Linked DNA regions of Homo sapiens: region 2 is linked to region 1. Evidence: chromatin loops called from intact Hi-C (ENCODE). Cell type or tissue: PC-9. All regions are shown on one strand. Each heading gives the region's core, and the rest is flanking DNA. Links, peaks and the distances in the headings are about the cores only. Region 1 overlaps PEPD (peptidase D). Region 2 has its middle 28 kb from the start of LSM14A.

Region 1 (14,907 bases), core at 2,455-10,454:
CTCATAAGACTTATTTACTACCATGAGAACAGTATGGGGGAAAGCACCCCCATGATTCAATATCCACACAGCCAAACCATATCAGACCCCAGCTCTTTAAAAAAACAAAAAAACAAACAACAACAACAATAAAAACCAGGTTACCCTCAGATACATCCAGAGAGGCTCAAACCACATGACCAGGAAACAAAAAGAATTGCCAGAGGCCAGGTGCAGTGGCTCACACCTGTAATCCCAGCACTTTGGGAGGCCGAGGCGGGTGGATCACTTGAGGTCAGGAGTTCAAGGCCAGCATGACCAACATAGTGAAACCCTGTCTCTACTCAAAATATAAAAATTAGCCAGTCGTGGTGGCACACATCTGTAATGCGCCACTGCACTCCAGCCTGGGCGACAGAGTGAGATTCAGTCTCAAAACAAACAAACAAACAAACAAACAAAAAGGCTTGCCAGAGTGGCAGATGATCCTAGTTCAACACAACCCAGAGGCCACATTGTCCCTCTAAGGAACGCTGGCACCCTGTCTCCATCCTCCCCAGGAAGGTGTGGGGGAAGCAAGCCAGGTATGCAGGGAGCTTTCTGGAGGGGCGAGCAGGGGCAAGGGGAGGGAAGGGGCTGCTTTTAAGTTCACATTTCCCAAAGCACAATACGAGTCCACGGGATGACATTATGTAGTACCCCACTAGCATATTTCCTTCATGCACTAGGTATTTATCTTGAAGCGCTAATGTCTGTTAATGGCAAATTAGATTGGGTTTCATTCATGACGAGGATAAAAAGCATCTTAAAACATATATTTAAAGGAAAAAAAATGAGTCAATTGAAAGAAAACGATTAAGCAGATAATAGTAGAGGTGAGACAAGAACTTGACCAAAACTGCCAGGGTGTCTCATGGAATGACTAACTCTGGGAGATCCCGCCTTAAGGCTTCTTTGAGGAAAAGCCTGGTTTTTCGTTCTTGGGCAAGGCCTTTGGTTCAGAAGCTCCCCAAGTCCCCAGATGGCAGCCTCAAACTCCTGGGCTCAAGCAATCCTCCTGCCTCAGCCTCCTGAGTAGCTAGGACTACTGGTGTGCACAACCACACCTGGCTAATTTATTTTATTTTATTTTATATTTGTAGAGACAGCATCTTGCTATGTTGCCCAGGCTGCTCTCGAACTCCTGGCCTCAAGTGATCCTCCCACCTCGGCCTCCCAAAATGCTGGGATTACAGGTGTGAGCCACTGTGCCAGGCCCAGGTTCAATATTTAGGGAACACATGTTTGGCAGAGGATCTCAGGTCTCATGTCACTGCACTCCAGCCTGGGCAACAGTGGGAGTCACCCAGATCCCACCTTGTAGAGTGAGGACAGAATCCCCAAGTCACCCCTTCTAGAAAAAGCAAGTGCTTTGCTTTGGATTCCCTCTAGGGCATTTTTCTGTTTTGTCTTGAAAGAGTCCAGCACTACTTTATTTCTAAACATCAAATTGCTTTTTCAGCCTTACAATCTGAAAATACTTCACAAATGTGTCGTTTCAGATCTAACTTTCTCTGGAAAGTGCTGTTTCCTATCAATGTCTTTCTAAAGCACTGTCGCACCTGGGCCCAGCTCTGGGCAGCCCCTGCAACTCACTCAGTTCATCCTGAGGGTCTAGTACCCAGTTCCCTCCCTATCGTCCTCTGCTGAGGGCTCTGGAGAAGAGAGGAGAAGCAGTCTGTCCACATGGACTCACAGCCACTCTCGGTACTGTGAGCACAGGACACTGGATACAGGGACCTGGTCACCCGGGAGGCAGCGCCAAGCCAGTGGTCACTGCGCAGCAGGTGGCCTTGGCTACCCCATTAGGCTGGAGGGAACCAGGAGGAGCTGGGTCACTGAGGAAACAGGAGGAGCTGGGTCACTGCAGCCCCAGATCCCCAGCACCTGCAGGAAGCGAGGACCACAGATGCCTGTGAAAGACGTCTCCTCTCTGAGAAGGTTCTTCCAAGCATCCAGGAACCACAAGGCCCAGGACGCAGCGAAATGTGCCATGGAGGGAGGCCCAGACACCATCTGTCAGGGCCAGCCTGGACAGGCCCTAGGTGGGCAGGGCCCCTCCACCGCGTGCGGCTGTGTTTTATGGCAGCGAACCGGCTGTTAGGCGTGAACTGCCGACAACCCCTCTTCTAATGAGCCTTTCCATCCTCACTCACGACTCCAAACGTTATTTTAGTCACACTTGGCTGAAGGAACAACAGGAACGCTATTTATCACTTTGAAAGTCTTTATCTACTTAAGATGATGAATGGGGGTGGCAGTCACGCCGCCCCTACAGAGAGCAGCCTTGAGAAGAGGAGTGCCTTGGCCAGGGATGCACTCCAAGCATGGAGCTGGGGAGGCGGAGGCTGTCGTGGCTCATGGCATCTCTAGCATGTTCTGCACCTGTGCCCCATCGGGGACCTCTCAGTGCGGATGCCACCATCCAGGTCCTCAGCACCCTCTCGTGCCACAGAGCACAGAGGTAGGAGATGGGGGAAGTGGGACAGCCCCAGGAGCCCCCCATCGGTCCCCACCTGCAGCAGGATGTCCACTTTGGCTCCACAGAGGATGGGAGGGGCGATTTAAGAACCAACTCACATGTCCTAAACCTTTGCTGCTGACATCCCAGAGACACAGGGCAAGTTCCAAAAAATCCTCCAATCGGAGGATGCCAGGAATAACTCTTGCAAATTCAACTTTGGGGTAGCTTAAACCTATTTATCAATAGCTAATTAATAAAGTCTAAGTCTTTGGATGACAGGATGATTAAACTGGTTTTTAAATAATCCATTTTTAATTAAAATGCTACCCTCTTTTGGCTTCTGGATATATTCAAAAGGAAGCCTTAACAGATCTTGTTTTTAAATATACATTATACGAAGCCAATAATTAGAAGAATTTGTGCTTTTAATTATATCTTAATTATTCTTTGCCTATCGATGCAAAGTTAAATATCCTTTCTTTATGACACCAACACTACTCCCCAAAGCCAGTAGATTGCTAGCAGGAATTGTGTGTGTGAAGCCTGCTCCCGGAGATCCGTGCAGCAGTGACGGTGCCTGTAGGCAACCCATACCCCCGTCCTGGCAGGCGGCAATCTGATCATGGCAAAGCACTGGCTCTGGGCAGCACTCTCCTGGCCCCCACCTTGTAAGAGACACGCTTGAAGACAGAAGTGGTCGTTATGTGATGAGGGTCTGGGCCCCCCTCCTGCATAGCCAGGAGCCAGGAAGTTCCTTGACTTTACTCGCCAGCCTGCACACACTCTGAAGCATCTCGCCAGCGCCACCCACTGAAATTTAGAAAATTCGCACAGTGCCAAGGAGGGCTTGGAGGATGCAGAAGAGGGAGTCACGCCCGTGGATGCCGGGTTTCCTGATGTGCTTTGCTGGGTCCCCGCAGGGAGCCCAGGCATCACACACCTGTCCAGCATACCCCGAGCTCCCTCTTCCAGGACCCACAGCAACACCTATCCCAAGCCCACCCACTTCTAGCACCTTCTATCGGACACCTTCCACACTGACCCTCAACCACCTGCCAGTCTTTAACAGGTCCCCTCCTGGCCCACCTTCCCACCAGGAGGTCATGGCTAGAGGGGTCTCAGTGGACTCCTGGCAGCTGCTGCCCTTCAGGAGCTGGGAGGATGTCCACGCTCCACCTCCTGCTCACCGCCAGTTACCATCCAAAACCACCGTGGGCCAGGCTGACGCCCCTCTCCAGAAATCTCCCTGGGTTCCCCAAGGGGCTTCTCCCACCTCTCACCACCAAAAGCCCTCTGTAGGCAAGTCCCTCCCCACACTTCTACACTGCAGAACTTTCAGCCTGGCACCCTCCCGTTCCCTCCCAGTCTTGAAGGGCACTCCTAGAGGCAGGCCCATGTCACCCATACCCAAGGCTGGCCACAGTGATGAGCACACAGTAGGTCCTCAGTAAACATGTGAAGAAAGGGTAACGGATGGCAGGAACAGCAGGCCTGAACATGCCCAACAATCCAAAGAACATTCACACATACATGCACATATGCATATACGCACACATCCACAGGCAGCCGAAACCCTGTCTGCCCAGGCAGCCCCGAGTGGAGATCTAGCCCTGTGTTCACTCTGCTTCCTCTTTCTGGGCACATATCTTAGCCTCCCTGCAGCTAGGCTGGGACCATAGGACTGACTCTCATCCCAAGAGGAATATGAAATGACATGTGCTGCTTCCAGGCCATGGCTTTTAAGAGTGGGTGTGAATTCTTCATGTTCTCTCTCTTCCTTCTCAGAGGGGGCAGAGTTGGGCAGTGGAAGCAGCCCTGCATCCCTGCTGGAGGAGAGCCACTGGGCCAGCCACAGATGGCAGCATGAGCAAGAAATGAGCCTTTACCGTGCTAAGCCACCGAGATCTGGGTTTCTGTTGTTACCACCCCAAAGGCTACCCTATACTGACTAATACACCTGGGAATTTAGAATACAGCAAAAATGGAATTTTACAATGGGGGGCAAAGACATTACTCCAAAGACAACAGGTCACTTAGTAATTACGCGGGGGCAGAAAAGCCAGAATCCTTGTTTATATATTATTCTTAAATGCAGTTTAGCTCAATTAACGTATTAAATATAAAAGACGAAACCATGTGGATACACAGATATCTATTAAACTATACACAGCAGTGTTTGAAATATTTCATAATTATGCAAAAACTGTTATTTAAAAGAAAGTCATCAGACTATAAAGATAGAAAAAACATGCTGATAACTGGATTATATTGAGGTAGTAGAAAAAGCAATTTCGCAAAGGCATAAACTATACAGGAAAGGACCAACATGACAACTGATATTTACAATTTCTGTACATCAAATTGGGAAAAATATTTCCAACACACAGAACAATAGTACAAAGAGCCCAATTACAGAGCAATAAGTCACCCACAAATGTCCCGATTGCAAATGGGCAAAGGACTGAAAACCCACAAAGATAAATGCCCAAGAAATACTTACAAGAGAAGTTTAAGCTCGTCAGTAATCAAATCAGCAAAAATAAAGACGGGGTATTACTTTTCCCTAATCAGAATGATAAAGGTGAATAATGGAAATAACACAATTAATCTTGAGGCCTGGGTGGGCACACCGGCACTCATGGTTTGGGAGGAGGGGTGTCCTGCACGCTGGCTGAGAACATGGCTTCTGGAGAGAGGCCACCTGGCTCCTCTAAGACCCATCTGTCTACTGTGGGGTCTCTATAATGCAGAGAGGATGCCACACTCCTCTCCGCTCCCCCTCACGGGATTAAATGAGAACATCCCCGGGAAGGACATGGTATCTGCTCACCAGACACTAACCCAGCCCCAGCCGTGAAGGGAGAACAACTTTTCTAGATGGCACTGGGCTTTGGGCATCAACATTTTTCCAGCAATTCCATTTGCAGGAGTTTACCCCAAGGACACGGTCAGTTTGACACCCGAGAGACGGCGAGGTAGGGTTGACGGTCGAAGTGTCGTTCACACTGGGAACCACCTGGCTTCCGGGGGCAGTCTGGGTAAGTGGATTATGATGCAGCCCCAGTGTGCCCCAGTTCACTGCCAGGAAGAGACTTCTGCTGCAAAAACTCTGCCCAGTGTGAGCCCAGCAGATCAAAGCCCGTCTGTCTGTGCCCCAGAGAGACCGGAAGCCTGTTTGCTACAGCAATAAGGTTTTGTGTGCCTCTGCATCAAAGGGTTTTTTTCCTATCTTGTTTATAATGTTCTGTACTGACTGGATTTCCTACTGGCATATGTATCTTTTTATCAGAGTAAAGCTATTTTCATTTTGAAAACACTTTTGGGAAGAAATAAAAGCTACCTGTCAAAGACCTGCTCCCCTCGCCCCAGCCTCGCCCCACTGGCCCCAGGGGGCTTCTTGTCCTGATGTGTTCTGCCCAGTGGACACAGCGCACACTCCCCAAGCACAGCTGCCACCGAGGACGACACTGGGAAGCTGCCACCAGAGGTCGCAAGTGCACGCCGTCTGCCACGCACACAGAGCTCCTTGAAAAACCTTCAGCCTGGCTGAAGGAACCACAGTGTATCTCTGTTTTGATACCATTGTTGTGGACAAAGTAAAAAATAAGCAATCCAGCCAGGTGCTGTGGCTCAGCACTTTGGGAGGCTGAGGCAGGAGGACTGCTTGAGCCCAGGAGGTCGAGGCAGTGAGCTATGATCGCACCACTGCACCCCAGCCTGGGCAACAGAGCAAGATCCTATGAAGGAAGGGAGGAAGGGAGAGAGGAACAGAGAAAGGGAGAGAGGAAGGAAGGAAAGAAGGAAGGAAGGAAGGAAGGGAGGGAGGGAGGGAGGGAGAGAGGGAGGGAGGGAAGGAGGGCAATTCAAGCCCAATTCCTTCCCGAAGGAAGGAAGAGAGGGACGAAAAGAAAGAAAAGCAATTCAAGCCCAATTCCTCCCTGACTCTATCAGGAAACTCTACCATGGGTTGAAATCACCCAAAATCTGAATGTCCAGGTCCCCGCCGGAGGCCAGGGCTGGGGGCCCATCTTCATCATCCCAAAACTCATGTGGGAAATTTCCCCAAGAGGAGACAGAAAACAAAGCAAAGATTTCCTCTCTTCATTCCGCCCAAGACAAAGCATCTGAAATTCCACTCTCGATGTTTCCTTCATTATCTCCCACTTTCTACCTCTCCTTTTTGCCACAGGGGGAAAAATTCTTCCTGGGAAGGACATCCTCGGAGACACTCCCCTCCCAATTAACACCCATCTGGCAGCACCTCTGCCTGAAGATGGGTAGCAAATGCTAGTGGAGGGACCACTCTTTCCTGCTTCCTGGCCTCATGATCAAAATGGGAAGATTAGGCAGGTCGTGGTGGCTCAAGCCTGTAATCCCAGCACTTTAGGAGGCTGAGGCAGGTGGATCACCTGAGGTCAGGAGTTCAAGACCAGCCTGGCCAGTATGGCAAAACCCTGTCTCTACTAAAAATACAAAAATTAGGCAGGTGTGGTGGCAAATGCCTGTAATTCCAGCTTCTCGGGAGGCTGAGGCAGGAGAATCGCTTGAACCTGGGAGGCGGAGGCTGCAGTGAGCTGAGATGGCGACACTGCACTCCAGCCTGGGTAACAGAGCAAGACACCACCTCAAAAAAAAAAAAAAAAAAGGGAAGATTAAACCCAGAGTGACCATTACGAGTCTAAGAGTCATAGGCTGAAGCTAAGAAGTCTTCCCAGGTAAGGGCCACTCTGGGAAGAAAGTGCAGCCCTATCCCTTCCTCCACCCAGAGCTCCTGAGCTGCTCCACTGCACCGGCAGGTTTGGAAGCAAGCTCTGTCGGCAAGGCTCTCTGGTATGCAGCCTGGAGAATCCAAGCCCCTAGAAGGCCTGCCAAGTCCTGCTTCAGGAGCCCACTTAGCCTTCTTCTCTGGAATCAGATTCTTTGGCAAAACCTCTGTCTGCACACGGAGGTATCCCTTTTGCACAGGGAGCTAGAGAAGTCAGAGACTGGTTGGAAAACAGCCTTGCTTGTCTCCTCTGGCTAAACACTCCCCACACGGGGCACCCCACCCTGGGGACCACCCACCCAAGCAAAAGGAGCCCACCCCACCCCAGGGGAACACCGACAGCTCAGGTTTCCACTGCAGACAGGATGGGGCAGAACCCGCAGCTCTGAAGAGCCGATTGAAAAAGCAAATTTCCCTCTGGTGCTCTCACTGGAAAAAAACATGATAGCTCTCTCCCCTGGGAGCAGGAGGAAGCCTCTTTGTCCAGGAGGACTGTGCTGTTCCTTGGAAACGAGCCTGCTGCCATGAACAGATCCAGCAGGTATGGGCAAATCACCTAGAATGCATAAAACATTACGTTCGCCAAATCCCCCTGGACAGAAATCTCGGATTCAGCAAACAGCTCAGATCTGAATGGATTTCCACTCACAGCTTTGAAATCCCCCAATTAAAGGCACAAGCGCATGGCAAAGTTGGAAGCTTTGGCGCTTCCGGGCTCCCAGTACCCACAGCCTGGATGGAGATGGTGGCAGTGACATGGCCTGGGTCACATGCACACGCCTTCCAGAGGCACCTCGGCCTCCTCGGCTATAGCAGCTAGCGGGTGTGGCTGGCCTGGAGCGACAGGCTCCCTCACTGCCATGCTGCCTGCAGCTGGGTTCCCTTGAGTGAAAACACTTTAAGGGAATTGTTTCTATCCCTCCATTCCTGAACAAGCCAGTGGTCCCCAGGGCCCCAGGAGCTACACACCCATTTGCATGTTGTCCCTAATCAACTGCAATCCATGTCAATCAGGGCCTTACTGGTCTCGGGCACAGAACATGCTGGGTGATGCCTCAAAGTGCCAGCCTCCCCAGCAACTTCACTAAGGAAGAGGTTTCTTTATAAAATGTCTGCAGTCTGATGGCTGGCTCTCCTCTCTTTCAGTGTGAGCTGCTGTTTTCTCCTTAAACTGCAGAGCCAGAGCTCTCTTCTCCCTGCCAAGGGGGCACGCCCACTCCACAAACACACAAGGTACACCAAAGCCCTTGAGACACTCTTGGAATAATGATGCCCACTCTGTACCTCCAGGGGACTTAACTAATTTATAAGGCAATTTTAATAATAACCATATATTAATTTTACATCCCCTTTTTTACCTATTTCAGTGGCTATGAACTGTTAGGAATTAGGTAATATATTACAATGGGCTCCTGGGGTCTTTTTATTAACTAATGCCCCATATTTAAAAACCTTCTTGTCAAATGAGAAACATTAAGAAGCGCTGTCCCTTTTATAATTGCTTCTAATAGACTCGATATTCAGGTCCTGGCCTGAACAGAGAGCCCAGGCGATACTTCCTTAAATTGCATTTAACTTTTCATTTTCTTTCTGTCATCGGCCAACCGAATAATTCTGCAAGTGCACAAATGGTCATTTTACCGTGTCGGTCTGTAGCTCTGGAGATGTCTGTAAATCTGCAAGTTAGGAGGACCACTCAGGTCAAGAGATGCACAGCGTTTCTGCCCGGAGTCTGGCCGCAGGAGCAATGCTTGGCCATTTTGGTGTGTGTGTGCAAGCCTATTTATCAAAATATATGCCAGTAAACCACACCCATCTTAAATACCCAGATTGATGACATCTCACAAACGTGCCCCGTGGGTGAAGACCCCAGGACATTTCTTGTCTCCTAGAGGGTTCGCTCACCACCCCTTCTCTTCCCCTCTCCTCCTCTGTCACCAGTTTTGCTTGCTGGGAACTTTATGTCAGTGGGATGGTACGTGCCTTTCTGAGCCTGGCTTCTTTTGCTAGACATCACTTTCAGCGCTGTTCGTGTCCCTGACTGTGGCAACAATCTGCTCGTTTTCACTGCCCGACAGTTCTCCCTGTATGGACACCCACAGTTTACCCACCCGCCATACACAGGCTTGGCATCTCCCCAGCTCTAGACTCCTCCCCCACCTCATGTGTCTCCGGTGCACATGGGGCAGGCAAAGGGGGAGTGTGGGGCGCCAGGCATGGAATGCTTGGTTTTGTGTGGACGCTGCCAGCTGTGTAACGGCGATGGTTCTAGCATCTCTGTTTTCTGCTTTTTTATCCCCCCTGGCAGAGAAGAAACTTTGAAGCTCATCACTTTGTGGGCCTAGGCTGGAGGCATCGGGGCACCTCAGTAGGCCCAGGGGCTACTGGGCATTCCTCCACTGCACCATCCCTGGCAGGGCAGGCGGGAATGGGGTTCTCCTAATGTCAGGATTCCCCGCAGGACGAGGGCGCATCTGGCCTCCCTTGGTCTCGGGGGTGAACTTCACAGAAATGGAAAGTTTATCGTGAATGAGGAAAGGGCAGTAAAACCCAACCCCATTTACTGGGTGGGGAGAAAGCTGCCACCCAGGGTGTCCAAATCAGCTGGGAAAGGTCACGCCCTTTGGGTGGTCACTGGGCCTTGGGAACGGGGCCAGAACCCAGCCAGGTGGAGCAGCAGAAGCCTGGCACATCACACATACGGTCCAGCCCTCCTCGGTCCCTGACCCTCCCTGTTCTGGGAGTGAAGGACTGAGACAGGGCACTCAGGTGTTAAGGTTGGGGGGTGGTGGGGTGGAGGGGGCAGGTACAAACCCCTGAGGACGGCCTGGAGGGAAGGCAGCTGGGTAGACAGCAGCCTCCATGCCCAGGGACTCGGGAAAGATCAAAGTGTGAGCCGGAATGCGATGCCAGAGGAAGACGAGGGATGGAAGAGGCAGAGAACCTTGGGCGCTGGGGAGGCCAAATGAGGTGGCTGAGACGGTAGCTCCCTCATCCATCCGGCATCTCCAGGCAGAGGAGAGCAAAGGCCTGGCCACCCGCGGCTGCCCGAAAGCCACCAGGATGGGATCCTTTGTTTTCATTTCCAAACCCAAAGGCCCCTCGGCTGGGCCGGCGTCTGATCCCGACTCAAAGCCACAGGGAGCCTCAGCTGGGACGCAACCTGAGGGCTTGGAAAATGGAGGACCCAGAGCCAGTTTTAGCAGTTGATGAATAATAAATGTAATTAACATGATGGAAAACAGAAGCTGGAGGCCCGGCTGAGGCCCCAGAGAGTGACTCATCAGCTGCCTCCCTGTCACTTCCGGCTGCCCGGGCCCCTCGGCAGGGACAGGTGCCAGGAGGTGAGGGGCGCCGAGCCCAGACGAAGGACAACTGGGGCAGGTCTGGCTGGGGACAACAGCCCCTCCAGAACCAACCCCCCTCGTTCGGTCCCAGCAGGGCCTGCCCTGGTGCTGGGGTCCCTGGGCCCTGCAGCACGCCTCTCTGGCCTCAGGTGCTGCGCTTGTAAAGTGGGAGTGACAGCCACGCTTTGGCTGTTGTCCTCTGGGCACTGTGTGAGAATCTGCTGATGCTCGTATGGCCGTTAGTTCTCAATCACGACAGGACTGGGTGTCAGAACCTCCCAGGGCCATGGGCAGAGGCCGTGCAGCCCAACCCACGCTCCCATGGCGTCCCTGGATTGGTCACTGGGATGCTCAGGTGAGTCTGAGGCCAGGGGGTGCCCTCCAGGCTCTCAGCAGGTCCTCGGCCTTCCCAGGGCTGTAAACACTGGTGGAAGGTGGGGGCATGGGAGAGGCATACTGGCCTCCAAGAAGCGGTGAGCAGGGAAGGGTGTGGGCAGCTGCTGGAGGAGAATATGGGTCTGAGGTTAGCGCAGCCCAGGGCTCCCTCTGACATCTCTGCCCCCATCTTGGTTTCAGGGCACTGCTTTTGGCCTAGAAGAGCAGAGGAGAAAGAAGCAGAGGAGTGGGAGGAGGAGAGCGGGGAGAAAAGAAGGGAGAAGGGAGGAGAAGGAAGATGGAGGAAGAGGAAGGAGAGGGAGAAAGAGGAGGAAGAGGAGAAGGAAGAGGAAAGAGAAGAGGGAGAGGGAGAGGGAGAGGAGGGAGAGAAGGAGAGGCGAGCAGGAAGAAGAGGAGGAGTGAGAAGAGAAAGAAGCATGGGAGGAAGAGAAGGAATGAGGGTACTCACCAGGCAGCCTTCCCAGCAGGCCCCATGCCCTGCCTAAGAGGCAGGCGGGAGCCGTCCTCAGCATCTCCCAATGGCCGAGTACAGGGGTGCTTCTGCCTCATCATGATGGGCCTGGTCTGAGGGCTCCAGTCCTGCCTGGGCTGCAAGGCTGCATGGCTGCATGGGCTATGAGCCAAGTTCCTGCCTGGCAGGCCGCACTCGAGAGACCCACCCCACTCCCCTGCAGGGGCAGAGGGGCTGGGAGAAGAAGATGTTTAGGTCCTGCCAGGAAGGTCCTCTCACCACAAATTCCACCTTTATGGGAAAATCAATGTTATTACCTCCTCCATCTTCCCACACTTGCTGCTGGTCTAAAGCAATCACCTCATGGGCACTGAGCCAGAACTGAGCCAGCGCTCTGGGGTCACTGGCCTGCCCACCCCTGCCTTCCGGGAGGGCCAGGAAGGGAATTGGTTGGAGAGAGTCAGCATGCCTAGCTCTCTGGGTGCGAAGAGAGGCCCCTGGGGCCGGTTCATTGGGTCCGAGCACCAGCCATGTGATGCCTCGCTCACAGCACTAGCAAGGCAGGCCCCTAGTCCACAGGGAGGAGGGAGATCTTGCTTAACTACAAGAGCGTTAAAGTCCGATGAGGCAGAAGCCACAGGGTTTGATGGAAGACTTCCTGGAGGAGGAGGAAAGAAAAAGTGGGAAATCCAGAGAAGCTGGCACGGAAGAGGAGCAGCAACCAGGCAGAGCAGCCAGTGCTCCAGGGGCCACGGGAGAAGCAAAACAAGTGGGGGTCTCTGAGAACACGGCCCAGGAGCCTAAAGAAGAGACACACCACCCCCAACCACCGGGCTCCGGCCCTCGGAAAAGCTGTGTTGCCTGGCTCTGCACACTACTCTGAATGTTAGTGTCTCAAAACAGTCAACTTTTTCCTTTCAAGAGTCTTCTAAACGATAGTTTAACTACCTCCATCAATTGGCTGGCAATTCCACGAACAAATGGTTCTCTGCTTGTCTCGAAGTTCAACTACTTTTATTTGTCCCCAAGTATTTGGCAGGAACCAGTTGCATCAATAAAGAAATGCCAATTTTCAACAGCCACACGAGATGCAGGGGTTCAGATGGATTTTGTGTCGGCAGACAGGGCGCCTGGAGGAGCTGTTATTAACAGCCAGAGGAGACACGGGGGCAGGCCTGGGAGACAGCACTCCAGAATCAGACTAGATTAAGAAGATACTGTAGGCACCAAGCCTCTAAGCATCATAAATAATGCTAAAATTTTAGACTGTGGTTGAACTCTCTGCTGTCACAATCGTTTAGATCATGATGCGTTTGATGTTTTATAGCAAGATGACAAATATCTTTCTCAACTGCTAAGTGCAGAGAGCCCGTTGGAATAAATCCAACCAAACTGCCCACCACAGGTAAGTAGGTGGTGTCATTAGGAGGAGACTTGGGGGGGCGGTGGTGTCAGAAATGCCTCAGGCAGTGATTTCCAAAGGCACGCCCCGACCGTGCAGTTCAGGCCATTTTTCTCAACCCTCGCCAGTTTCTGGCACATAATCTCATTGTTGGAAGAGGCAGGGTCCAAACTCTGAATAACACATGGAGTCTGACACCCTGGCTCTCCCCTCAGCAACAATGAAGTCACAGCAGAGCCAGAGAAAGGGACAGAAAAAACAATGCAGGAAGGACAATGTGGTGAAATGTCTAACCGTGAAACAGGAGCCGGTGCATGAGAGCCACGGGCAATTCTCCTGGGCTCCTGGAAGTAGCCCTCCAATCACACCAGCTGGCTCCCTGCCCAGACACAGGCTGCAGGGATGTCCAGGAACCCAGCTGGGATCTCAGAGGGCAGACCCAGGGTGCTGGGTTTCTAGCATGGACCCTCAGCTGGGCACAGAGAGAAGAGAGCCACCTGCTTGCTGGGCCCAGAACGACTCCCCACAGTTCTCCCAGGGTACAGGCTGTGCCCACTCTGCAGGGAAAACAATGCCCATCTTACAATCCTGCCCTGCAGGGGGCCCCAGACCAACACAGCTGGCTATCTCTTCTCTGAGCCAGACCAGGGTGACTCTTGTGGTTGCCAGAAAATGCCAACTGCGGGACATCAAGAGAAGAGGCAGGTCCAAGGGTCTCTCTCCCCTGCCCTTTGCCTTATGAGGTCTGATGCCAAGACCTACGTCAGGGCACTCTATGCCCCCAGTCTTGCCAACGGTGAGTGTTTCCACTACCCAGGACTGGAGTGGCCCTGAGGTGATGGGGGGCGGGCAGGGTTCTGCTGGAAGCCGACAGCCCAACCCTGGCAGGGGCAGCTGTCCAGGAGGAAAATATTCTCCCCAAGCTTTCTCCTCCTCGGAGCTGAACTGTGACACCTCAGTACCAACCAATGGCAACCCTGGGACAAAGGAGTGCTTCCTGCCCTTTTGAGACGGAGTCTCATTCTGTCGCCCAGGCTGGAGTGCAGTGGCACGATCTCAGCTCACTGCAACCTCTGCCTCCCGGGTTCATTCAAGAGATTCTCCTGCCTCAGCCTCCTGAGTAGCTGGGATTACAGGCACGCACCACCATGCCCAGTTAATTTTTGTATTTTTAGTAGAGATGGGGTTTTGCCATGTTGGCCAGGTTGGTCTCGAACTCCTAAGCTCAAGTGATCCACCTGCCTTGGCCTCCCAAAGTGCTGGGACATAAGAGACAGGTGGCGTGCCTTCTAGTCAAACAGGGGCCTATGCTCAAGGCCAGGCCAGTGGCACAGTTCTCCTCCCTGGCAGTGCAGAAGTGGCTGCCCAAGGACAGGACATGGAGTCGAGGTTGGAGGGGCTGCTTGAGACGTCATGGACTGTTTACCCCACGTGCTTCCCCTGAGGAGGGAAAAGTGCGACGTGGACAGGGCTCCCATAACCTGGGCACATCTCACATGCATCACAGCCCTGAGGGTGCCCCACTAGCACCTTAGTCCTGTGCCTCCTGGCCTTCCTGCCCCCTGCCTCCCTCTGGGCTGGGCACCTGAGCCGAGGGGTCCTGGCTGTTGGTGGCCCTGACTTCTGGCAGGACCCTGAGGAGCAGCACCAGAGCCTGCAGATCCTGTCCCAGAGGGGCCAGACCTCAGGCATAGGCGGGTCCGAGTAAAGACTCCTCCCCTTTGTGCACATGGGCCTGGGAGTGCGTGGGCCTAGGCCAGGGCGGGCTGGCCTCTGGTGTGGGCTGGCTGTGAGGTTCATTGAGCCTCCCCAGCTGCTCTCACTAGCAGGGCTGCCCGGCAATGCCTCTGGGGCCCAGGTCATTTGCTTTAGCTCCTTGGGAGCTCTCAGCAAAGGAGACACCCCAGGTGGGAAGGATCCGGCTGAGGGATGCCCACCACAGGGGTTTCCTCTAGTGTCTGTGGGTCACACAGCCCAGCACCGTCCTGAAGAGGCTGTCCCCAGCTCGTGTGGGGTGGCTGGCACCCCCGACTGTCAGCCTGTCCTGTGATTAAATGAGATCAC
Region 2 (14,907 bases), core at 4,284-12,283, 710 kb after region 1:
ACCCATGTTGCTGAATAGATCAGTAGTTCATTTCTTGTCATTGCTGAGTAGAATTCCATTGTATTGATATACTGCAATTTTTTAAATCCATTCCTCCATTGTTCACTTTTCAGTTTCTGGCTATAACAAACAAAACTTCTATCAACATGGGTGTGCAAGTCTTTGTATGAATGTACCCTTTTATTTGGATTAATAGCAGTGAAATGGTTGTGTCAAACAGTGGGTGTATGTTCAACTTTTTAAGAAACTGCCAAACTTTTTCAGATGAGATCAGGTGTGTTTAGGGTGATATGGCCATAGACCCAAACTATTTTTCAAAGTGGTTGTTCCAGACCAGGCATGGTGGCTCATGCCTGTAATCCCAGCACCTTGGGAGGCTGAGGTAGGCGGATCACCTGAGGTCAGGAGTTCAAGACCAGCCGGGCAAACAGGGCAAAACCCTGTCTCTACTAAAAGTACAAAAATTAGCCAGGCATGATGGCGGGTGCCTGTAATCCCAGCTACTTGGGAGACTGAGGCAGGAGAACCAGGAGGAGGAGGTTGCAGTGAGCTGAGAGTACACCACTGCACTCCAGCCTGGGTGACAGAGTGAGACTCATCTCAAAAAAAAGAGAAAAACACAAAGTGGTTATTCCATTTCACATTCCCACCAGAAGTGAATGAGAGTTCTAGATCCATATGTCCAACACTTGTTAGACATTCTAAAAGTATGTAGTGGTATCTTGCTGTAGGTTTAATTTTTATTTATCTAATGACATTAAGCATCCTTGGCTGGGTATGGTGGCACACGCTTGTAATCCCAGTACTTTGGGAGGCCAAGGCAGGAGGATTGCTTGAGTTCAGAAGTTCAAGACCAGCCTGGGCAACATGGCAAAGCCCCTTCTCTATTTTTTTTAATTTTTAATATAAAAAAATTTATACCCAGCACTTTGGGATGCCAAAGTGGGCAGACGGTTTGAGCTCAGGAGTTCAAGACCAGCCTGGGCAACATGGCAAAACCCCATCTCTACAAAAAAATACAAAACTTAGCTGGGCATGGTGGCCTGAGCCCATAGTCCCAGCTACTGGGGAGGCTGAAATGGAAGGATTACTTGAGCCCAGGAGGTGGAGGTTGCGGTAAGCCAAGATCGCGCAACTGCACTCCAGTCTGGGCGACAGAGTGAGACGCTGTCTCAAAAAATATATATATATAAAATTTTAAAAAGACACTAAGCATCCTTTCATGAGCCTATTTTCCATTCATATATATATTTTTGGTGACGTGTGAATTCAAATATTTTGCCCATTTTTAAAATTAGTTTATTACTATTCATAAAAATCTGGGTTTCAGATTTTTATGTTTAATTATCTTTTTTTCAGATATTTGTTTAATTATCTTTTTTTTTCGAGGCAGGGTTTTGCTCTGTCACCCAGGCTGGAGTGCAGTGGTGCAATCACAGCTGGCTGCAGTCTCAACCTCCCAGGCTCAATCAATCCTCCCACTTCAGCCTCCTGAGTAACTGGGAATACAGGTGCAAGCCATCACACCCGGCTAATTTTTGTATTTTTTGTAGAGACAGGGTTTCGTCACATTACCCAAGCTGGTCTCAAACTCCTGGGCTCAAGCAATCTGCCTGCCTCAGCCTCCCAAAATGCTGAGATTACAGGTGTGAACCACTGTGCCCAGCCCTCATAAATATTTCCTTCCCTCATAAATATTTTCTTCCTCATAAATATGGCCTTCATAAATAATGTCCTTTTATTCTCTTAAAAGCATATTTCAAAAGCATTCTTAATTTCAATAAAGTTTAATTTGCCAATTTTTTTTTTTTTTTTTTTGAGATGGAGTCTCGCTCTGTCTCCCAGGCTGGAGTGCAGTGGTGTGGTCTGGGCTCACTGCAGCCTTCACCACCTGGGTTCAAGCAATTCTCCTGCCTTAGCCTCCCAAGTAGCAGGGATTACAGGCACACACTGCCGCGCCTAGCTAGTTTTTGTATTTTTAGTAGAGACGGGGTGGCCAGGCTAGTCTCGAACTCCCGACCTTAGGTGATGCACCCACCAAGGCTTCCCAAAGTGATCTGTCAATATTTTGATTTGTAGCTTTTGTCTTTAGTGTCCTATCTAACAAATATTTGCGTAACCCAAAGATTTTCTCCTGTATTATATTTTTCTCTTGAACTTTTTTTTTTGTTTGTTTTTTAAGATGGAATCTTGCTCTGTCGCCCAGGCTGGAGTGCAGTGGCACAATCTTGGCTCACTGCAAGCTCCGCTTCCCAGGTTCACGCCATTCTCCTGCCTCAGCCTCCTGAGTAGCTGGGACTACAGGCACCCGCCACCACGCCCAGCTAATTTTTTTTTTTTTTTATTTTTAGTGGAGACGGGGTTTCACCGTGTTAGCCAGGATAGTCTCGATCTCCTGACCTCGTGATCCACCCGCCTCAGCCACCCAAAGTGCTGAGATTACAGGCGTGAGCCACCGCTCCCGGCCTTCTCTTGAACTTTTCTAGTTCTAAGTTTTAGAATTACATCCATGATCTACTATGTTAATTTTTATATATAGTGTTAGATAAGGGTCAAAGTTAACTTTTTGCATATAGATATCCAATTATTTCAGCCGTTTGTTAAAAATATTTTTTTTTTTTCTGAATTGCCTTTGCCACTTTGTTGAAAATTAATTGATCACATAAATTTGAGTTTTTTATGGAATCTCCATTCTGCTCATTGACCTATTTATATGTCTTGACACTGATAGCACATGGTCTTGATTATCATAGCTTTATAGTAAGTCTTGAAATCAGATAAGTTTTGTTTGTTTGTTTGTTTGTTTGTTTTTGAGATGGAGTTTTGCTCTTGTTGCCCAGGCTGGAGTGCAATGGCGCAACCTCAGCTCACTGCAACCTCCGCCTCCCGGGTTCAAGCGATTCTCCTGCCTCAGCCTTCCAAGTAGCTGGGATTACAGGCACCCACCACCACGCCCAGCTAATTTTTTTGTATTTTTAGTAGAGGCGGGGTTTCACCATGTTGGCCAGGCTGGTCTTGAACTCCTGACCTCAGGTGATCTGCCCGCCTCGGCCTCCCAAAGTGCTGGCATTACAGGCATGAGCCACTGCGCCCAGCCGAGATCAAATAGTTTTAATCTTCCAACTATTTTTTTCTCAAAGTTGTTTTGTCTACTCCATGTCCTTTGCATTTCTAAATGAATCTTAGAATCAGCTTATCCAGATCAACAAAAAAAGCCTACTGGGATTTGACTGAAATTCCAGGGAATCTGAAGATCAATATAGGGCAAATTAACACCTTAAAAATATGGTCTTTCAAACTCTATGGATATGGTGTATATTTCCATCTACTTAGATATTCTGTAATTTCTCTCAGAAATGTTTTGTGCTTTTCATGAGCAGGCCTTGCACATCTTTGGTCAGATTCATTCCTAAGTGTATCATACTTTTGTGCTCTTTTAAATTGTTTTTGTTTGTATTTTAGAAACAGGGTCTCACTCTGTCACCTGGCTGGAGTGCAGTGGCAGGATCATAGCTCACTGAAACCTCAAACTCCTGGCCACAAGCAATCCTCCTGCCTCAGCCTCCCAGAGTGATGGGATTACAGGCATGAGCCACTGTGTCCAGACTATTTTTAATTTTTTAATTTAAAACTTATTTAAAAATTTTAATTTAATTAAAATGTATTTTAAATTTTTAGTTTTTTGCTAATATATAGAAACATAATTGATTTTTGTCTATTGATCTTGTATCCTGAAAATTTGCTTATTAGAATAGCTTTTTATACATTCGATAGGATTTTCCATGTAGACAATCATGTCAACTGTGAATAAAGACCATTCTCTTCTTCCTTTCCAGTCTGGATGCCTTTTATTTCTTTTTCTTGCCTATTGCACTGGTTTGAACCTACAGTACAATTCAGTGGGAGAATGGGTGGTCTTTTCACTAAATGAGTCTGGGTCAATTAGATACTAATATAAAAAAATGAATCTTATAAACCAAATAGTATCTGAGATAGGTCTCAATCAATTTAGAAGTTTATTTTTCCAAGGTTAAGGACTTGAGAAAGGTCCGTGCATTTCTCCAAAGATGACTTTAAAGGCTTCAATATTTAAAGGGAAAAAGCAGGCTGGAGGGAAAACAGGGAGGGAATGGTCACGTTACTAAATCCACGTGTCGCAAGAGAAAAAGAGCACATAAGGGAGTGAATAGTCAATCATGTTATTAGTCTCCTGCTCAGTAAATCAGCACTTTACATAAGATAAGGTGAACAAAGCATAGCTACCTGTGGAGATCTTTAACCTTTTATCCACAGCTCTCTGCTTAGGAACAAAAGGAAAGTTCGTTTCTTGCCTGATTCAGCTTTCAGCTTAATTTTTTCTCCTTTTGGCATTGTGAATTATTTTTTTCTGTGTACTCTCACAGAATGGAATGGCATAGTGAATTGGGGTCCCAAGTTTCTATTTTTCTTTCACAACCTTTACCCCTACCTAACACCAAACACAAAATTTAATTTGAGAAGCATCATCGACCTCAATGTGAAAGGCAAACCAAGAACACTGTTAAAGAAAATATAACAGATCAGGTTAATGTGTAAGCATAGGCAAAGATTCCTTAAACAGGATGCAAATACCAATAACCATGAAAGAGTAATAATTTATAGAATAAGTTTCAGTTGTAAATTAATTAGTAAAATGTGTGTACCTCAAAAAACACCATTAAGAAGGTGAAAAGGTAAGTGACGGGCCAGGAGAACACATTGCAAAACATGTGTCAAAGAGCCCTAGTAATTGATAAGAAAAAGACTGGACAACCAATTTTTCTTTTTCTTTTTTTTTTTTTTTTTTTCTTTTTTGAGACAGCGTCTTGCTCTGTCACCCAGGAGTGCGGTGGCGCGATCTCGGCTCACTGCAACCTCTGTCTCCTGGATTCAAGCGATTCTCCTGCCTCAGCCTCCCCAGTAGCTGGGACTACAGGCTCGTGCCACCACGCCCGGCTAATTTTTTGTATTTTTTGTAGAGATAGGGTTTCACCATGTTAGCCAGGATGGTCTCAACCTCCTGAACCTCCTGACCTCGGGATCCATCCACCTCAGCCTCCCAAAGTGTTGGGATTACAGGCGTTAGCCACGCCCAATTTTTTTAGAGGAGGGGAGGGGCAGAGGCGTGCCCTGACCTTCACCAAAGAGGATAGCCACAGGCCAATAAGCAGAAGAAAAGGTGTTTAGCATCATTAGTCCATTTGCAAATTAAAACCAGGACAGAGATACTGTTGCAGGGCATGTGGACCCCAAAATTGGGGCTTAACCCAGGAGGGTTCTTGGCTTTGCCCAGAAGAGAATTCAAGGGTGAGCCGGTGGTGTTAGCAACTTTTCTTGAAGCAGCCGTGAATAACAGCAGCAGAGGGGCTGCTCCTGCAGAGCAGGGCCACCCACAGGCAGTGTGCCCAGAGGAGCAGCTCAGAGGCAGTGCTGCAGTCACGCTTATACACACTTTAAATTATATGCAAATTAAGGGACAGATTATGCAGAGATTTTTAGAAAAAGCATGGTAACTTCTGGGTCATCAGGTCATCGCCATGGAAAGGGATGGTAACTTCTGGGTGGTGCCATGGCAATGGTAAAGTGACAGGCCACACCACTGGGTGTGTCTTATGGAAAGCTGCTTCTGCTCAGACACTGTTTTAGCTAGTCCTCAATTTGGTCCAGTGTCCAAGCTCCACCTGCAGGGTTGAGTCCTGCTCCCTGTCACAATACCACTACAAACCAACCTGCTCAACCCCACCATGGTGCAACCACTTAGGAAAACACACGGCATCTACTAAAGCTGAACATATTCACTCTATGACCTAGCAGCTCCATTCTTAGTATATATCCAACATGAGTGCTATGTCCACCAAAACACATGTATGATAATGTTCATAGAAGTTTTATTCATAATAGCCAAAAACTGGAAACAATTCAAACGTCCATCAACAATAGAATGAATAAATAGATTGTATCCATACAATGGAATACAGTCGTGTGCCACTTAACGATGGATATACGTTCTGAGGAATGTGTCATTAGGTGATTTCATCGTTGTGCAAACCTCATAGTGCACTTACACAAACCTAAATGGCCTGGCCTTTACCTACCTATGCTATATGGTATCGTCTATTACTCCTAGGCCCCTAAATTAATTGCACAGGATGTTACTGTACTGAACACTGTGGGCAACTGTTACACAGTAGTAAGTATTGGCCAGGTGCAGTGGCTCATGCCTGTAATCCCAGCACTTTGGGAGGATGAGGCAGGTGGATTGCTTGACGTCAGGAGTTCAAGACCAGCCTGACCAACATGGTGAAACGCTGTCTCTACTAAAAATACAAAAATTAGTTGGGTGTGGTGGTGGGTGCCTGTAATCCCAGCTACTCAGGAGGGTGAGGCAGGAAAATCTGAAGCCAGGAGGCAGAGATTGCAGTGAGCCGAGATCTGTGCCACTGCACTCCAGCCTGGGCAACAGAGCAAGACTCCATCTAAAAAAACAAAAAATAAAAAAAATTAAGTGTTTGTGTATCTAAACATATCTAAACATAGAAAATGTATAGTAAAAATACAATATAAAAGATTTTTCAAAAGGTACATCTGTGCATGACACTTACGATGATGGAGCTTGCAGGACTGAAAGTTACTCCGGGTGTGTGAGTGAATGAGTGGTGAGTGAACGTGAAGGCCTAAGACATTACTGTACACTACTCTCAACTTTATAAGCACTGTACACTTAGGCCACACTAAATTTATTTTTTAATGTTTTTATTTGTTCCATAATAAATTAATTTTAGCTTACTGTAACTTTATAAGCTTTTTTAATGTTTGACTTTTGTAGTCTTGTAACACAGCTTAACACATTGTACAGCTGCAAAAAAAATTTCTTTCTTTATATCCTTATTCCATGAATCTTTTCTATTTTTATTTTATTTTATTTTATTTTTAGTTTTTAATATAAACACACACATAAGCCCGGGTCTACACGGGATCAGGATCATCAATATCATTGTCTTCCACCTCAACATCTCGGCCCACTAGAAGGTCTTCAGGGACAATAACACTCATGGAGCTGTCACCTCCTGTGATCATAATAATGCCTTCTGGATACTTCCTGAAGGACCTGCCTCAGGCTGCTTTCCAGTTAACCTTTTTTATATAAGTAGAAACAGTACATTCAAAAATAACAATTAAAACTATTGTTTTAATTGGCACAGTGGCTCAAGCCTGTAATCCCAGCCCTTGGGGAGGCCGAGGTTGGGCAGATCACCTGAAGTCATGAGTTCAAGACTGGCCTGGCCTACATGGTGAAACCCCGTTTCCACTGAAAATACAAAAAATTAGCTGAGCATGGTGGCAGGCACCTGTAATCCCAGCTACTTGGGAAGTTGAGGCAGGAGAACCGCTTGAACCAGGGAGGCAGAGGTTGCAGTGAGCCAAGATTTTGCCACTGCACTCCAGCCTGGGCGACAAAAGCAAAATTCCATCTCAAAAAATAAAATGAGTACGGTATAGCACATACACATACAAAATGCTTATGAAAGAAATCCAAGACTTGAATAAATGAAGAGACATGCCATGTTCATGGACTATAAGACTCAACACAGTAAAGACGACAATCAGCCCGAAAATGATATACAGGTTTAATGCAATTCCAATTGCATTGTTACTGAAGATACCGTTTGCTAGAGGGCATGAAGCTTTTAAGTCGGCGCAGCTCATGCACCTGCTCAATGCAGATCTTGTCTTCTTGTACCTGAGCCCTCTGCTGAGTTAACTGCTACAAAGCTTCCTGCTGGTGGAATGCCTGATTCTGCCTTGCTGGTGTGTGTGGTTCCTGCCGTGAGTCCTTCTGAACAGGCCACTTGAATCAATGTTTTTTGTTTGTTTTTGTTTTTGAGATGGAGTCTCACTCCATCACCCAGGCTGGAGTGCAGTGGCAAGATCTTGGCTAACTGCAACCTCCGCCTCCTGGATTCAAGCGATTCTCCTGCCTCACCCTCCCAAGTAGCTGGGACTACAGGTGCATGCCACCACACCTGGCTAATTTTTGTTTTTTTTTTTTTGGTAGAGATGGGATTTCACCATGTTGGCCAGGCTGGTTTCAAACTCCTGACCTCAAGTGATCCACCCACCTCGGCCTCCCACAGTTCTGGAATTACAGGAATAAGCCACCGCACCCGGCCCGTGAATCAATGTTTAGTTGAATATAAGAAGACCCCGGTGAGCATTGCAGAGTGGTGGCGACAGTAAACTAAACTTTCAGTCCCTACACTCCATTTGGCCAATGAACTATGAGATGACAGGGATAAGGAAGGAAATGTAGACGAGGCTTTGAATGCCTCGGTAGGAGGGTCCATTTGCCCAGCCCCTGGTATGAGAAGCTCTGCAGCCCACGATGGGGAGCAGATGTGGGTTGAAATGAAACCAAATTCATGCTAAGAGGAGAAACTGCTCAGTGTTCATGAAGGGGACCCGGGTAGAAACCCACCTGCGGCCGGGCTGTGGGGACGGATTCATGTCTGGCTGGGATGGGTATTGGGGGTGGAAGGCGAAGACAACGGAATGACCCTGCAGACCCCGTGCTTGGGATGGGACTACCACTTGACAAAGCAGGGGAACGGCCAGACTCACTCCAACTCCTCCAAACTCCAATTTACGGGCGAGAAACGTTTGGGAACCCCCAAGACCCTGTAGAGCCAAAGCAGACAGGCAAGGCTACAATGGCAACAGTTTAGTAGGATTTGGTGAAATCCCATTAAAACGTTCAAGAAAGCTCTCCGCGTGTGGGAAGGGGTAACCTAAACAGCATCCCTGAGTCTGAAAAGCTATGGGCTAAGGGTGCACAAGTCAATTGAACCCTGTGTTGGAGTCGGACCAGTGTCCTCTGCCGCCATCTAGTGGAAATACACAGGAATGCGGACATTTTCTAAAGTGACAGATTTTTTAAGCAGTCATAAATTATTGTTTATTTTAAAGGTTTAAGCCATACCTTAAGACTGGATAAAACCCTTCATTTACATATGGCAGACAGAGGGAAAATACACTTTTTATAAAATGCTTAAACAACTTTCACTGTAGTAAGTTGGTTTGGTTAAAAACTATCATGTGATATCATTTGATGTAAAATATCTAGGCCGGAAAAAATGTATATATATCTAGGCCGGGCACAGTGGCTCATGCCTGTAATCCCAGCACTTTGGGAGGCTGAGACGGGTGGATCACTTGAGGCCAGGAGTCTGAGACCAGCCTGGCCAATATAGAGAAACCCTGTCTCTACTTTAAAAAAAAAAAAAAATAGCGGGGTGTGGTGGCACACGCTTGTAATCCCAGCTACTCGGGAGACTGAGACATGAGAATCACTTGAACCCAGGAGGGGGAGGTTGCAGTGAGCTGAGATCGCGCCTCTGCACTCCAGCCTGGGTGACAGAGTGAGACTCCATCAGAAAGGAAGAGAAGAAGAGAGAAGGAGAGAAAAGAAGAGAGAAGGAGAGAGGAAAGAAAGAAAAAGAAAGGGAAAGAAAGAAAAGAAAAGAAAAGAAAAGAAAAAATGCTTAGAATTCACGGAATAAAAGGAGTATTGCATGCATTATAAAAACTAATGGCAAAAACTATTTCAGTTGCCCAGCATATGGGGGGACATCCCATTGGGGAATAGAAATAGAAATACAAATCCTGATGATCACCAAATGTACTAACTTGTTTTTTTGTTTGTTTGTTTTTTGTTTTTCTGAGACAGTCTCACTATGTCACCCAGGCTGAAGTGCAGTGGTGTGATCATAGCTCATTGCAGCCTCAAACTCCTGGGCTCAAGCAGTTCTCCTGCCTCAGCCTCCCCAGTACCTGGGACTACAGGCGCATGCCACCATACCTGGCTAATTTTTTTGTAGAGACAGGGTCTCATCATGTTGCCCAGGCTGGTTTTGAACTCTTGGGCTCAGGCAATCCTCCTGCCTCAGCCTCCCAAAGTGCTGGAATTACAGGCATGAACCACCGCACCCAGCCTGAACTTGTCCTTTTTTGTTAAAGGTGTTAACCAAAGTCTTGGAGGTACACCACTGGCAAAAGTTTAACAAAATGCTTCTGCATGAGAATCTAACCTTAGGGTTAGTTCCCTGAAAGCATGTGTCAACTACGTTGCTAGGCAACATTGCTTAGAGTAAAAATGATCATTGGTACCTTGTACCTGGAATCACCAGGTAGTCGTATGTGGTATTTATACCAGTTTTTGCTTTCTGAGTGTGGAATTTTTGTAACTGGGCATGTCCCTTGCAGAGACCCTGGAAGCTATGTTTATGGAATTGTTATGGGATGGTCTCCTGTGAGGCATCGGGCTTTTAAATCAGGAACGCTGGAAGCAGTGGCTCATGCCTATAATCCCAGCACTTTGGGAGGTTGAGGTAGGAGGCTTGTTTGAGCCCAGGAGTTCGAGACTAACATGGGGAACATAGTGAGACTCCATCTGTACAAAAAAAAAAAATTTAATTAGCCAGGTATGGAGGCATGCACTTGTGGTCCCAGCTACTGGGGAGGCTGAGGCAGGAGGAGCGCTTGAGCCCAGGAGTTAGAAGCTGTGATGAGCCACGATTGTGTCACTGCACTCCAGCCTGGGTGACAGAGTGAGACCCTGTCTCAAAAAAATTGATGAAGCCATCATTTAGGGCAGCTCTCCTAAAGGCCCAGTGTAGATCTCGCCTGTCTCCTTGTATCTACTGAGTGAACTGCATCAAGGACACTAGATTAGAGGAATGACTACCTGAAGGAAGCCGCTTTGATAACAGCTAGGGCCCCTGCGCTTCATCCTTCTAAATACTCTGAATGTGACTCCTGGTCATCTCGTGAGTTTGAATAAGCCCAAGAAGACCACTAGTGGGGATTGCATAAGTTACATCAGCCAAAATGATTCTTCTTTTCTTTTCTTTTGAGACAGAGTCTCACTCTGTCTCACAGGCTGGAGTGCAGTGGCCCAATCTCTGCTCACTGCAACCTCCACCTCCCGGGTTGAAGTGATTCTCATGCCTCAGCCTCCCAAGTAGCTGGCATTATAGGTGCCTGTCACCACACTCAGCTATTTTTTGTATTTTTAGTAGAGATGGGGTTTAGCAATGTTGGCCAGGCTGGTCTCGAACTCCTGACCTCAAGTGATCTGCTGGCCTCAGCCTCCCAAAGTACTGGGATTACAGGCATGAGCCACTGCGCTGGGCCCTCTTTTGTCTTCTTTAATTTGGAATGCTTCTTTAACTTTTTTTATTTTTCCTTTCATGACATGGACATTTTGAAGAGTACAAGCCTATTGTTTTAGTAGAATGTCCTTCAATTTCGCTTTGTCTGATGTTTCCTCATAGTCAGATTCTGGGTTGGGGCTTCCCCTACTTTAGGGAAGTCCACTCTGATACCCTCCCCAAGCCTTGCTCTCAAGTTCACAGCCAAGGGGTCAAACCCATTGGAGTCTGCCCACTGCCACCTTCTGGAGCACAGGTTGGCAAATTTTTTCTCTGAAGGACCAGAGAGTAAATATTTTAGGATTTGCAGGCCAAGTGGTCTGTGTCACAATTTGACTTTGCCATCGTAGCCTGAAAGCAGCTACAGATAACACATAAATGAATTAGCATGACTATATTCCAATAAAATTTTATTTACAAAAAACAAGTGAAGGGCCAGATTTGGCCCCTGACTCTAACCCATGTCCCAGCCCCCAAAACCTCCAGAGTTCCATGCCCAAACAGCCTCCAGTCTGTTTCCAGGGTAGGCCTCTCTTTCCTGCATGCTGTATCCTGAGGGGCATCATATTGCCATGTGGGTGTATGTTTTCCCTAGACTAAGAGGTGGCTGGGTTTTGTTTTGCTTTGTTTGAGATTGAGTCTGGCGCTGTCGCTCAGGCTGGAGTGCAGTGGCACGATTTCAGCTCACTGCAACCGCCGCCTCCCAGGTTCAAGTGATTCTCATGGCCTTGTCAGCCACTGCACCCGGCCAAGGTGGCTGTTTTGAGGGCAGATGTGGATACACAAGCTGAAGTGTCTGCAAGAGTGCAGGTGAAGATTCAAGGAATCCTCCCACCGCAGCCTCCCAAGTAGCTAAGACCAAAGGCATGCGTCACCATGCCTAGCTAATTTTTTAAAAAATTTTTAGAGGCCGGGTGCAATGCCTCACGCCTGTAATCTCAGCTCTTTGGGAGGCCAAGGCAGGCAGATCGCTTGAAGTCAGGCGTTCAAGACCAGCCTGGCCAAAATGGTGAAACCCCATCTCTAATAAAAATACAAAAAAAAAAAAAATAGCCTAGCATGGTGGTGGACACCTGTAGTCCTAGATACTCAGCAGACTGAAGCAGGAAAATCACTTGAACCCAGGAGGCAGAGGTTGTAGGGAGCCAAGATCACGCCACTGCGCTCCAGCCTAGGCAACAGCGTGAAACTCCATCTCAAAATAAATAAATAAATAAAATAAAAAATAAAAATAAAAATAAATTGTTTTGGCCAGGCACAGTGGCTCACACCTATAATCTCATCACTTTGGGAGACTGAGGCAGGCAGATTGCTTGAGCCCAGGAGTTCAAGACCAGCCTGGGCAACATGGTAAAATTTTGTCCCTAAAAAAAAATTTGCTTTTCCTAGCTGGCACAGGCCAGGTGTGGTGGCTCACGGCTGTTATCTCAGCACTTTGGGAGGCCGAGATGGGCAGATCACTTGAGGTCAGGAGTTCAAGACCAGCCTGGCCAACATAGTGAAACACTGCCTCTACTAAAAATACAAAAATTAGCCAGGCATGGTGGCACACACCTGTAATCCCAGCTACTTGGGAGTCTGAGGCAGTAGAATTGCTTGAGCCCAGAAGGCAGAGGTTGCAGTGAGAAAAGATTGTGCCACTGGACTACAGCCTGGGTGACAGAGCGAGACTCCATCTTGAAAAAATAAAAAAAAATTAGCCAACGTGGTGATGCATGCTTTTAGTCCCAGCTATTCGGGAGGCTGAGGTAAGAGGATTGCTTGAGCCTAGGAGTTCAAGGCTGCAGTGAGCCGTGATTGCATCACTGCACTCCACTCTGGGTGACAGAGCAAGACCCTGTCTTGACAAAAAAAATGTTTTTTAAGTTTTTGTAGAGACAGAGTCTGGCCATACTGCCCAGGCTGGTCTGGAACTCTTGGGCTTAAGTGGTCCTCCCACCTCAGCCTCCCAAAGTGCTGGGATTATACGTGTAAGCCACCAGCCCAGCTACAATTCTAATTTTTCTTTTCTTTTCTTTTTTTTTTTTTTTGAGATGAAGTCTCACTCTGTCACCCAGGCTAGAGTGCAATGGTGTGATCCTGGCTCACTGTAACCTCCGCCTCCCGGGTTCAAGCGACTCTCCCACCTCAGTTTCCCAAGTAGCTGGGACTATAGGTGTGCACCACCAGGCCCGGCTAATTTTTGTATTTTTAGTAGAAACAGGGTTTCACCACGTTGGCCAGGCTGGTCACAAACTCCTAACCTAAGGTGATCCACCCACCTTGCCCTCCCAAAGTACTGGGATTACAGGCATGAACCACCGCACCTGGCCTAGAATTCTAACTTTTAGACATTTAGACACATGGTATGTCATCTCCATTTGCACTTTGCCCCTGCCCATAATGCAAGGGGCAGCCTGTGTGAAAGCACAAACGCTTCTCAGAACAGCCTTAGCCAGGCTGGCCTGGTCCCCACAGATGTTCACCAGGGAAGGGAGTCTGCAGGCTGGCTTCTATCTCCACATCTCCCCTGGGAGAGTCCGGAGCAATTCCTGGGCCATGCCTCCCAGCCTCCCCTTGCCTGCAGCCACTCAGCTCAGCACCAGACCCCAGCCTTGGTGCTCAGCTTCTCAACAACAGAGCAGAGAAGACCCCAAACTGGCCAGTTCCTCCGTCTTCCCACCCTCTACTTCTGGAATCTCTTTTCTCTTTCCTTCTTCCTTTTTTTAATATACATTTAAGGGGTATAAGTGCAGATTCCTTAAATACATATATTTCGTCATAGTGAAGTCTGGGCGTGTAGCGTACCCATCACCCGAATAATGAACAATGTACCCAACAGGTAATTCTTCAACCCTCATCCCCCTCCCACTCTCCCACGTTCTGGAGTCTCCAATGTCTATTATTCCACTCTGTATGTCCATATGCACCCATTGTTTAGCTCCCACTTATAAGAATACACAGTATTTCACTTTCTGCTTCTAAGTTATTTCTGTTAGAACAATGGCCTCCAGGCCAGGCATGGTGGCTCATGCCTGAAATCCTGCACTTTGGGAGGCCGAGGCGGGTGGATCACCTGAGGTCAGGAATTCAAGACCAGCCTGGCCAACATGGTGAAACCCTATCTCTACTAAAAATAAAAAAATTAGCCAGACATGGTGGCCCACACCTGTAATCCCAGCTACTTGGGAGACTGAGGCAGGAGAACCATGTGAATCTGGGAGACGGAGGTTGCAATGAGCCAAGATCGTGCCACTGCACTCCAGCCTGGGTGACAGAGCAAGACTCCATCTCAAAAAAAAAAAAAACCAAAAAAAACAAAAAAAATAACAATGGCCTCCAGCTCCATCCCATGTGGCTGCAAAATACATGATTTCATCCTTTTCTAGGGCTGAGTAGTATTCCATGGTGTACATATACCACGTTTTCTTTATCCAGTCCTCCGCTGATGGACACTTAGATTGATCCATGACTTTGCTATTGTGAACAGTGCTGTAAGGAACATACGAGTGCAGGTGTCTTTTTGATATGATTTATTTCCCTTTGGGTATTTACCCACAGTTGGTTTGCTGGATGGAATGGTAGTTCTATTGTTAGTTCTTTGAGAAATCTCTATACTGTTTTCCATAAAGGTTGTACTAATTTACATTCCCACTAACAGAGTACAAACATTCCCTTTTCTCTGCATCTTTGCCAACATCTG

Evidence for each region. Peaks named below come from ENCODE experiments on the same cell type or tissue, not always from the same donor. Only the 100,000 strongest peaks of a DNase experiment are listed, where the experiment ranks them.
Region 2: a loop joins it to region 1, with 8 times the contacts of the local background. A loop is called at or near these places in 3 of 110 quality-filtered maps.

What each region holds. Positions count from the first base shown.
Region 1 is chr19:33,424,884-33,439,790 of GRCh38, forward strand. All of the region lies in intron 9 of PEPD (peptidase D), which reads right to left. Among named protein-coding and RNA genes, the nearest start is that of CEBPG, 59 kb to the left of the region's middle. In PC-9, for the core only: CTCF peaks have their summits at 5,970 (motif pointing right) and 6,171; a DNase peak (open chromatin) is centred at 5,948.
Region 2 is chr19:34,137,041-34,151,947 of GRCh38, forward strand. No RefSeq gene overlaps it. Among named protein-coding and RNA genes, the nearest start is that of LSM14A, 28 kb to the right of the region's middle. In PC-9, for the core only: CTCF peaks have their summits at 8,847 and 9,050; a DNase peak (open chromatin) is centred at 8,901.